Linked DNA regions of Homo sapiens: region 2 is linked to region 1. A link is a loop called in an ENCODE intact Hi-C map of the cell type or tissue named here. Cell type or tissue: dorsolateral prefrontal cortex. All regions are shown on one strand. Each heading gives the region's core, and the rest is flanking DNA. Links, peaks and the distances in the headings are about the cores only. Region 1 overlaps NANP (N-acetylneuraminic acid phosphatase). Region 2 has its middle 7.7 kb from the start of APMAP.

What was found. Peaks named below come from ENCODE experiments on the same cell type or tissue, not always from the same donor. Only the 100,000 strongest peaks of a DNase experiment are listed, where the experiment ranks them.
Region 2: a loop joins it to region 1, with 4 times the contacts of the local background. A loop is called at or near these places in 9 of 110 quality-filtered maps.

Annotation. Positions count from the first base shown.
Region 1 is chr20:25,611,927-25,617,311 of GRCh38, forward strand. It overlaps NANP (N-acetylneuraminic acid phosphatase), which reads right to left. Exons shown (of 2, transcript NM_152667.3): 2 at 1,009-4,655. The coding sequence ends at 3,999. Among named protein-coding and RNA genes, the nearest start is that of NANP, 9.4 kb to the right of the region's middle. In dorsolateral prefrontal cortex, for the core only: no CTCF peak of the experiment used is centred there; no DNase peak of the experiment used is centred there.
Region 2 is chr20:24,997,710-25,003,094 of GRCh38, forward strand. No RefSeq gene overlaps it. Among named protein-coding and RNA genes, the nearest start is that of APMAP, 7.7 kb to the left of the region's middle. In dorsolateral prefrontal cortex, for the core only: a CTCF peak has its summit at 2,735; a DNase peak (open chromatin) is centred at 2,652; H3K27ac peaks cover 1,664 bases.

The DNA of each region.
Region 1 (5,385 bases), core at 187-5,186:
AAGATAAAGTGGAAGGTCAGTAAAGGAGTTCTAACATCTGAATAACAGGGATAAGAGAAACCAAAAAAAATCAGAAATCATAAAGAGAAATCAGAAAATAAACAAAGGGAGGCAATTATCAATGAAGTCATTAAATTCCCCAGGACCAAGAAAATATGATTTTGATTGAAAGGGTTCAGCGTGCCAAGCACAGAGGATGGAAACACCCTCTCCAAGGCATGTGATCATGGACCACTGGAGGAAAATAAGGTTCTAAGAGTTACAAGAGAGAAAGAAAGTGGTCACATACAAATGGCTGCTAGACCACAGACCAATGCCTTCAAAATTTCAAGTAAAAATGTTATCGAAATACACACTATTAAAACTATCAATGATGGGAGAAGAGAATAAAGATATTTTCAGACATTTCAGATCTCAAAACTTTTACCTCCTACACACGTTTACAGGGAACCTACGCAAGGATGCATGCCACCAAAAAGAGGGAATAAGTCAAAATAGGAATACACAGGACACAGAAAATAGGAAATTTAACATAAGAGGCAAAGAGAATCACCAGGGTGGTGGTATGCGAAAGTCAATGGAACTACAGAGATCTCGCACATGGCTGAGACCATGAAGGTATTATGTTCCTAACACAAATGGCTTAAACACAAGCTGCATGACTCTTAGATTATCTGAGCAAGAATGCTGTTTCCTAAACTGAAATACAGAAATTAAAAATCTGCCTGAATTCAACTGATTCTATATAGTCTTATACACTTCTATATGCAGGTATACATGAAGCTGGTAACAGCACTGGCCTTGGCTGGGTGACATGGCTCATGCCTGTAACCCTAGCACTTTTGGAGGCTGAGGCAGGTGGACTGCTTGAGCTCAGGAGTTTGAGACTAGCCTGGGCAACATAGCGAGACCTTGTCTCTATTTTTAAAAATAAAACAAAAACTAAACAGTAGTGGCCTTTAGGGCAAGTGGGTTGTGGGCCCCTAGCAAAGAGATGAGGAGAATGACTTTTCACCATTCACCCTTTTATTTTTTTGACTTGTGTACTACAAGTAGTACTTGTTCAACAATGAATATATTCCCTAATTCAAAAAAGAATGGAATGAAAAATATCATCACACGTAACAAGAATGTTTTATGAAAATTAAACATATAAAACTGGATCCCATACACATATTAATGTTATACTATAAAATGTTATATTTATATTTATTTATATACATGTGTTATATTTATATTTATATATAGTTACAGTGTTATCTAACACTATAAATGTGTTAAAGAGGTTATGATAGAAAATGTTTCTTACTGAAGGTTGCAAAGAAGTTTGAAAGCAATAAACCAAGAACTTTGGTAAAGACCTGCTTTCCTACAATACTGAGCATCCACTGGGTCCTGGGCACTCCCAGATCTGAGATGTTCGTGCCTTGTATGTGGAGGTGCACATGGAACCAAACCTCCCCACCAGGTGCTGGTATTCCAGGTGCAGTGTCCATTCATGTCTGTTCTAGGCCCACCTCTGTAAGCAGTGTTAGGGAGGGCCTCTGGCTTTGTGTGAGAAGGCCACTACAGGGAAACTTTGAAAAAAAATAAAGATGACAAAACATCACCCATAATTTTAAGGAATATTATTCTAAAACAAAAAATATTAATAAAATCATAGGTTTATTCCAATATTTTAAAATATTTTCTGTAACATTCCACTCAGAAGGTAGATAACCACAAAGTTCTTCCCTAAGGAAGGGTGCAAATGGAATGTAATACATTACTGTACTCTGTAGAATACAAACTGTGAAGACAAGGAAATTTAATTATTCAATTTTTTCCTTCTACATCATTTCTGCTGGAGAACTGCTCACTTAACATCCTAGAAGCTATCCTGTTGAGATTTGCTACCATGATACAGGAGTGATGAACCTTCACTCTCAGCATAATGAATGTGACACTGCCTACATCCATCCTGTGGGAGAGTTAAAAGGACAAGCCCCCTGCAGCACACGCCAACCAATCTATCAGAGCAATCATGCATGTGACTACTTCTGCCAAAATCCTCCAACTTAATTTTTAAATAGCTAAAATATGATCAAGGTCATATGGGTACTGCATTTGAAACTACAAACATCCTCTGTTCACAAATGTTCACTGTTATAGCAACAGCACTTTGGTACAGTCAAGGGCACAATCACATTTTTAAAAATCTAGAGCGAAAAGTAAACACGAAAGGGCATTTGCATGAGGCAGAGAATTCTGTTTCTTGGCAGTAGACAGAAAACTGGCTAAAGAAATAGGCTCACAGATAGGTACAATCTACAATTTGATTCTCTGAGTATTAGTCTTGAAGACATAGCTATACACATCCCAACATATAGCCTACTATTTTACATTAGTAGTTTCTTATATAACAGTTGGAAGAAAAACATATCAAAAACCAACCTAAATCATATTTATTAACCACTTTAATAAGCCCCTTTATACTTTCTTTTTTTTCAACCACTTTACTCCAGGTTTGGTTAGTATAATCATGAGACTGTCTAGCCTAATAGTCTAGAGAAAATTCTCCGGTTCCAAGACGATGCCTTGCTATGTAGCCATTAATTATTAAGCTCCTGGTAAACCCTGAATTAGATATAGAAATTTGCAAAACAATGATATATTTCCAAGAATGTGAAAAACAGAGGAAATTTAAGGCAGATGGTAACTCTAAGAAGAGTCACACGAGTATTAAATTGGCCCTCAGGAAATGGCTCATAGCAAAATCTAATTTTCTATCAGATGAGGGGGCCAGGCACAGTGGCTCATGCCTATAATCCTAGGACTTTAGGAGGCTGAGGTGGGAGGATCACTTGAATCCAGGAATTCGAGACCAGCCTGGGCAACATGGCAAAATCCCATCTCTACAAAAACACACATTAGCTGGGCGTGGTAGTGTGTACTTGTAGTCACACACACCCTTGGGAGGCTGAGGTGGGAGGATCACTTGAGCTCAGGAGGCAGAGGTTGCAGTGAGCCGAGATGGTGCCATGGCACTCCAACCTGGGCGACAGAGATCCCATTTCAAAAAAAAAAAGGAACAGATTGGGGGCTGCATTGTTAGGCTACACTGAGGAAATGTTCCTCTTATGGATCCACAGAAGAAAAATGACTTTTAGTGCCACGTGCCTTGCAATTATCTCTAGCAAAACAGCCTAGCTCCCTCAACCCCACTGTGTGTCTGGGAAAAGACAGTAAAAACATTTCCTTGAGAGGTGAAGACTAAAAGGAAGCTACCGGCTCACTGTGCACAGGTGAGAAAATGTCACGGTAAAGGAGCACCATGTGTTGATTTTAACAGCTTTTTCTAACTGGAGGAATCTGTCACATGCCATAGAAAAATTGCTCCCTGCCCTCTGAAAAAAAAAAAAATGTCATACAGAAAAATCAGGTTCATAAAAGAAAGTATACATCCAAAGTAGGCAAAAACTATGGTTTATGTTTTCAAAATATGCAAAATAATTTCACTATATAATACCTTGATTTGCATGTGACTTAGTACTTATTTCATATTAACCAGATTCACTTGCTTTCATAAATCTGTGTTTTAGAAAATCTATTTTTTAAAAATATCTATTTTTAAGCCAGAAGATAAACCTTACATTTGTGCATCCATGTGTAAAGCAATCCTGCTTGGCATTATGCAGCCAAGATACTAAAAGATTAATAACATAATTTTAAAAAGCTCCAGATACAGACTAACAAATAATATATTTCCTTAAATTTTCTGGGCTATACTACTGACCTGAATTCATGCAATCTGAATTTTCAGATATAAGTACCACTCAATGGTTGGTTGTTACAACTTAGAAGCAATAGGGTTGGGAAGACCTTCAAAATATTGGCCATTAAATCATAAGTAAAATTATTCTTAGAGCTGGATTATCATAAGTGGAGTGCCCTAACTTTTCTTATTTCATACTCAGCAAATTGATTCTAACATTCATAATCATGCCCTTTTATGTGCTTTAAGTGGACATACTGACTTTGCAGTCTATACTTTGTAAGAGAGCAGGTAACTCTAGCACAGAAGAAACCATGTAATGCGGAACTGGGGAGGACTTCAGTGGCACTATTCCATTTTTATTGATCCAGACTGTTGCTTTCAATCCTGCATTGAGGCCTCCTTGGATGTCGGTTTCTAATGTGTCACCGACCATCACACAGTCCCCAGGTTGTACTCCGAGAAGATTGCAGCAGTAATAAAATATGGACGGTGCTGGTTTCTCCTCTCTCTGCTCTCCACCTACAACAACAGCGTCAAAATAGGACTGACAGGCACAAGCCTCAATCTTCTCCCTCTGGGTCTGTCTGTCCCCATTCGTTAATAGAAGTAGGCGGACCTCCTTTCGAAGTTCAGTAAGCATGGCTTTGACGTCTTCTGCTAGTGTCATATGCTGTAAACGTGTAGATTTCCAAAGGAAATAACATTCTTCAGCCAATTTTCTATTGGCTGCACCACCTTTTGTTTCCTGGATTGCTTCTTCCCAATGTGAAGTCCTTAAATCAGTAATGCATGTATTGTAAGGATGAAAACATTCCTTGCTGAGTTTAACTTGAACTTTATCACAGATGATTTCAGCCTCTTCTTTATAATGGTATTTTGATTGTAAGAGTTTTATCACCTAAATAATGGAAAATAACTCCATTAACACATTGCATGTCTTTAGTAGTCATGCCCTAGGAAGCTGTGATCCTACAAGTGGCTGAGAGAGTCCAACTCCACTCCTCTGCTTTAAAGCAGCTACTAACTACACCGTTTCTGGTGGGAATTGGCCTTATTTTTAGAGACAACAAAGTGAGGCTCTCCCAACTGCTCTAGAACTCACTCATTTTTTAAAGCCAACTTCTTCATATATAGCTAGTAACAATCCTTTGTTTGGTAGTTTAGAGTCCAACATCTTTCATTCTGGTCATGAAGATATGAAAATAAAACTTGTGCTTTTTGGGCCGGGCATGGTGGCTCATGCCTGTAATCCCAGCACTTTGGAAGGCCAAGGTGGCAGGATCACTTGAGTTTAGGAGTTCAGGACCAGCATGAGCAACATATCGAGACCCCATCTTAAAAACAAAACAAAACAAAAACAAAAACTCGTTGTACTTATTTTTGGTAAAACATTTAAAATTTCTGACAACCACTATTTAGACTATCATCAGAAAAAAATAACACTTAGTTCATCTAATCTTTTCTCATCTACATCCATTTCACATTTTGAAGACCTAAATTGACTATCACCTATAATGGGATCCAATTCTACACTTTTATTTTTTTTGAGACACAGTCTCATTCTGTAGCTTAGGCTGAAGTACAATGGCACCAGCTCGGCTCACTGCAACCTCCACTGCCCAGGCTCA
Region 2 (5,385 bases), core at 152-5,151, 610 kb before region 1:
TATTCATAGTTAAGTTTTGGGGGAGTCAAATGTTATATGTGGATTTTCAGCTGGACTGGGGGTTGGCACCCCCAACCTCCACTTTGTTCAAGGGTCAACTGTAATCATTTCCATTTTGATGATTCCTGTCCTGCTTTTTTTTCTGTTGAAAAAACTTATGCATATTTGTAAGAGTTCAATGTTTCTTTGGCTCTCAGTAATGAAGAGATGTGTTGTTTGGGTGAGGTAATGTCCTTCTTTAGGAAGGAATTGGCCCAATGTGTTTGTTCATGCAGAAGGCTGTGTGGCAAAAGTTTGGATCTACAGGAACAGAGAGACTAGAAAACCCAAGATTAACCAACTGATGGCTCTTGCCAGAGAAGTTCCACCCTGTTGCAAAAGAAGTTGGCAATGTTAGTTATCTCAAAAGGTTTCCAAACTCAGGTGCGTACTGGTAACGTCCTAGGGTATGGAACACCCAGCTCCCTTCCATCTACTAGTTCTGGGTTTGTTTAGGATAGGCTTCTTGCCCTCTAGCTTGTCACCTCCATAGCCAGGGGTGGCTCCCTGTGGTCCAGTTCCATGGGCACTAACCAACAACTTTTCTTGTATCTGGAATAAAGACTGGCACAGGTGGGAGCCTCAGTTTCACGATTAGCAACAGCCACTGGAACAGAACAAAGTGCAAACTCAGGCACCCACAAGTGGCAAGTTTGGGGGGTAATGGCATTCCTGTAGGATGGCTGATAGGGAGCAAGTTGACAGGGAGACCTCCACTCTCCCATGGCCTTAATAGAAGGAGAAGCAGCAGCTGGACAACTGAACAAAAGCATGACTCTTCTCCCCCAGACGGATAAACTGAGCCTATCTTCTCTGTTTCTTCCCTTTCTGCCCTCCAGAGAGCAGGGTGGGTGAGGACACCCTCATTTCCTCACTCTGATGCTTGTGAGCCAAGGCAGCAGGCAGGAGGATTTTCGTGTCCCACATAGTTCTTGCCTTCTTCATAGGTCTGCCCTGTGCCTTCATAGCAGTTTATTCCCCTCCCTCCACTGCAGAACTCCAGAGCCTGAGCCAGCGCCTCCATTCCCTGCCTTTCTCCACCAGGCCAAAGCTCTGTTCTTCCCACACATCAGCTAGGTCAGTGTGACGTCTGTTCACTCTTCATTCTACAGATACCACTGGGCACTTTCACATGCTGGGCACTGCTATAGGCACTGGGGATTTGGATTGGTGTTATTCGCCGTGTTTATCAGTATGTGACTGCAGACGCAAGCTCTGAACACTCTCGCTTTCACTTCAGTAAGTGTCACAGAGCTCCTAAGTCTTTATAGGGAAGCAAATCATTTATGAACTCACAGGAGGAAGGTCTCCTGAACTCAGTAACTGACTTAAAGCATTTGCGTTTTCTCAGGGGCCAAGTTTCTCGCTCCACTCTTTGTTTACATGCACACACCAGAGAGGCAACCCTAAGGAGATGAACACCTTCTCCTTCCCTTCCCATGGCTCAGGTCCTGCTTCTCCAGTTTCCTTCCTCCGAGTGCCCTATGCCAGGAGGCCATGACAGTGTTGGGCTCCATAATGAGAGTGTGGGTACCTTCACAATGGCAGCAACTGGACTCAGAGGCATTCCATGGAAGGGAAAAGGAGCTGCGTATGCCAGGCAGCAGAGGCAAAGGCTTCAACCGGGCATCATGAATTGTGGCTGTGCTTTATAGTGTCACCCCAGAGGGGCTGAACTTTAAGACAGTGGCTCTCAACTTTGGCTGCATGTTGGAATCATCTGGAAAGATGCCTACGTGACACCCCAGAAATTCTGGTATCACTGGTCTGGGGTACTGCTTGTGCATTGGGAGTTTTAAAATACTTTTAAAAACTAAATTTGCAACAGATTAGCACTTTAAAAGCAAATAGGAAATAGAGAAATACGTAGAGCATTCCAATTTGGGGAACCTGAGTCCAGTGTCTCTGAGACTGGAGACCTTGGAGAATCACTGCCACCACCAATTTGTACTGGGGACCTGAGGGACTGCCCGCCTGCAGAAGACACCTGAGAGGCAGCTCTGGGCTGGGAGGGGCTGCAGGGATGCAGGTGAGACGCTGACGAAACACCCCTCTCCTCTGCTGGGCTGGGACTCTGCAAGGCTGTGATTTAGCCATGGGACACAGATTATGATCAGGAATGGGTGGGGGTGGCATCTGAAATGCTGATGTTTTGTATCATGACCTTGGAGGGGGTTACCTGGGTTTTGTTTTATATCAGCTTGTTTAGCTGCATATTTATGTACACTTTTCTATGTAAGTTTGTACACTTGTACACTTTTCTGTATAAGTTTGTTATATTCCATCCCCTCCCCAAAAGTCTAAAAAATAAAACAAAAACAAAAACACCTGTTGCCTAGCTTGAAAGTTCTCTCTATCCAGGTCCCTATCTTAAGTTGAAATAAAACTTAGGCTTAGTCAGTGATCTCCAAACACTGGTTGACTGGACCAGGGCCTGGCTGACTGTGCAAAACACCTGGGGAGTTGTTAGAATTTACAGATTTGAAGACCCCAGCCTCCTGAGAGTGGAAGGAGTTGAAACAGCATGGGACTGGGAAAAAGCACTGGACTAGAAGTAGGGTTTGCTTCTGGTTTGAGCTGTGAGGCACACTGTGGGCTGCCTGCCAGCATCATGTGCCTCTTCTGACATGCTGGCAGAACCTGTTTTTGTTGAGATAAACGTCCTCCACGTGGGCCAGTGTTCTAATGGAAGTGAGTGCCAGGGTTAGAGGTGGGTTCCGGTTGGTCTAACCCAGTGCTTCCCAACCAAGGGCCATTTTGTCCACCAGGGGACATTTGTCAATGTCTGGCAACAATTTTTATGATCATGACTAGGTAGGATGCTACTGGCATCTGTGGGGGGAAGGCCAGAGATGCTGCTAAACATCAGTGGAACATTATGCAATATTTTCCATTTAGATGATGACTAATTAGATAGACTCACACTCCCAAAGGGGACAACAATGAACAAAATATTTAAAGCATTTGCTTGAAGAAATCGGAGAGCCTGAAACTGGTGTGGAATTGCTGGACCAGGATCTGGGAACAACAGAGACCCAGGATGATGAGCCTGGTGTGTAACCACTTTTGTTTTTTTACACAAGGTCTTGCTCTGTTGCCCAGGCTGGAGTGCAGTGGCACAATCAGGGCTCACTGCAGCCTCAGCCTCCCAGGTTCAGATGATCCTTCTGCCTCAGCCCTCTGAGTAGCTGGGACTGCAGGCATGTGCCACCATGCCCAGCTAATTTTTTTTTTAATTTTAGTAGAGATGTTTAGTAGAGGTCTATGTTGCCCAGGCTGGTCTCGAACTCCTGAGCTCAACCAGTCCTCCTGCCTTGGCCTCCCAAAGTGCTGGAATTACAGGTATGAGCCACCGCACCTGGCCTTGTAGCCATTTTTCCCCTGGGTGTGTATGCAGCCTCCACAGGAGAAAGTTGAGATGCCAAGCCATATTTCTTTTTTTTCCTTTTCTTCTTTTTTTTTTTTATTATACTTTAAGTTCTAGGGTACATGTGCACAATGTGCAGGTTTGTTACATATGTATACATGTGCCATGTTGGTGTGCTGTACCCCTTAACTTGTCGTTTACATTAGGTATATCTCCTAATGCTATCCCTCCCCCCACCCCACAACAAGCCCCAGTGTGTGATGTTCCCCACCCTGTGTCCAAGTGTTCTCATTGTTCAATTCCCACCTATGAGTGAGAACATGCGGTCTTTGGTTTTCTGTCCTTGCGATAGTTTGCTCAGAATGATGGTTTCCAGTTTCATGCATGTCCCTACAAAGGACATGAACTCATCCTTTTTTATGGCTGCATAGTATTCCAAGGTGTATATGTGCCACATTTTCTTAATCGAGTCTATCATTGATGGACATTTGGGTTGGTTCCAAGTCTTTGCTATTGTGAATAGTGCCACAATAAACATACGTGTGCATGGGTCTTTATAGCAGCATTATTTATAATCCTTTGGGTATATGCCCAGTAATCAGATGTCTGGGTCAAATAGTATTTCTAGTTCTAGATCCTTGAGGAATCACCACACTGACTTCCACAATGGTTGAACTAGTTTACAGTCCAACCAACAGTGTAAAAGTGTTCCTATTTCTCCACATCCTCTCCAGCATCTGTTTTTTCCTGACTTTTTAATGATCGCCATTCTAACTGGTGTGAGTTGATATCTCATTGTGGTTTTGATTTGCATTTCTCTGATGACCAGTGATGATAAGCATTTGTTCACGCGTCTGTTGGCTGCATAAATATCTTCTTTTGAGAAGTGTCTGTTCATATCCTTCACCCACTTGTTGTTGGGGTTGTTTGATTTTTTTCTTGTAAATTTGTTTAAATTCTTTGTAGATTCTGGATATTAGCCCTTTGTCAGATGGGTAGATTGTAAAAATTTTCTCCCATTCTGTAGGTTGCCTGTTCATTCTGATGGTAGTTTCTTTTGCTGTGCAGAAGCTCTTTAGTTTAATTAGATCCCATTTGTCAATTTTGGCTTTTGTTGCCATTGCTTTTGGTGTTTTAGTCATGAAGTCTTTGCACATGCCTATGGGCTGAATGGTATTGCCTGGGTTTTCTTCTAGGGTTATTATGGTTTTAGGTCTAACATTTAAGTCTTTAATCCATCTTGAATTAATTTTTGTATAAGGTGTAAGGAAGGGATCCAGTTTCAGCTTTCTACATATGGCTAGCCAGTTTTCCCAGCACCATTTATTAAATAGGGACTCCTTTCCCCATTTCTTGTTTTTGCCAGGTTTGTCAAAGATCAGATAATTGTAGATGTGTGGTATTATTTCTGAGGGCTCTGTTCTGTTCCATTGGTCTATATCTCTGTTTTGGTACCAGTACTATGCTGTTTTGGTTACTGTAGCCTTGTAGTATAGTTTGAAGTCAGGTAGCGTGATGCCTCCAGCTTTGTGCCAAGCTGTATTTCTAACAGCTCTTTGTGAATGAGTGAGTTCAGGGACATATTTTATAAGATTCCTCCTGAGTCCTGAGATGCAGCCCGAGTTGTCTGTCACACCAGCTGACTCAGTCAAATACTTGTATTGGTTCTTGCTCCTTCCCTGTTCCATACCCCTCATTCCTCACATTTGTTCCTAGAATCACATCCGTAAGTAATGTACCTGCATGCAAGCCTTTATATCAGGCTCTGCTTTCCAGGCAACCCAGGCTAAGGCAGCAAGAGATACAGAAATTAGAATTGTGAGAAATTTCATCATATGGGAAGTTGGGGTCCTCAACAAAAGAAGAGAGAATAGGCAAAAATGATATTTAAAGAGATAATGGTTGAGATATTTCCAAAATGATACAGACATCAATACAGATCTAAGAAGTCCTGCAGAACCCAAGCAAGATTAAAAAAA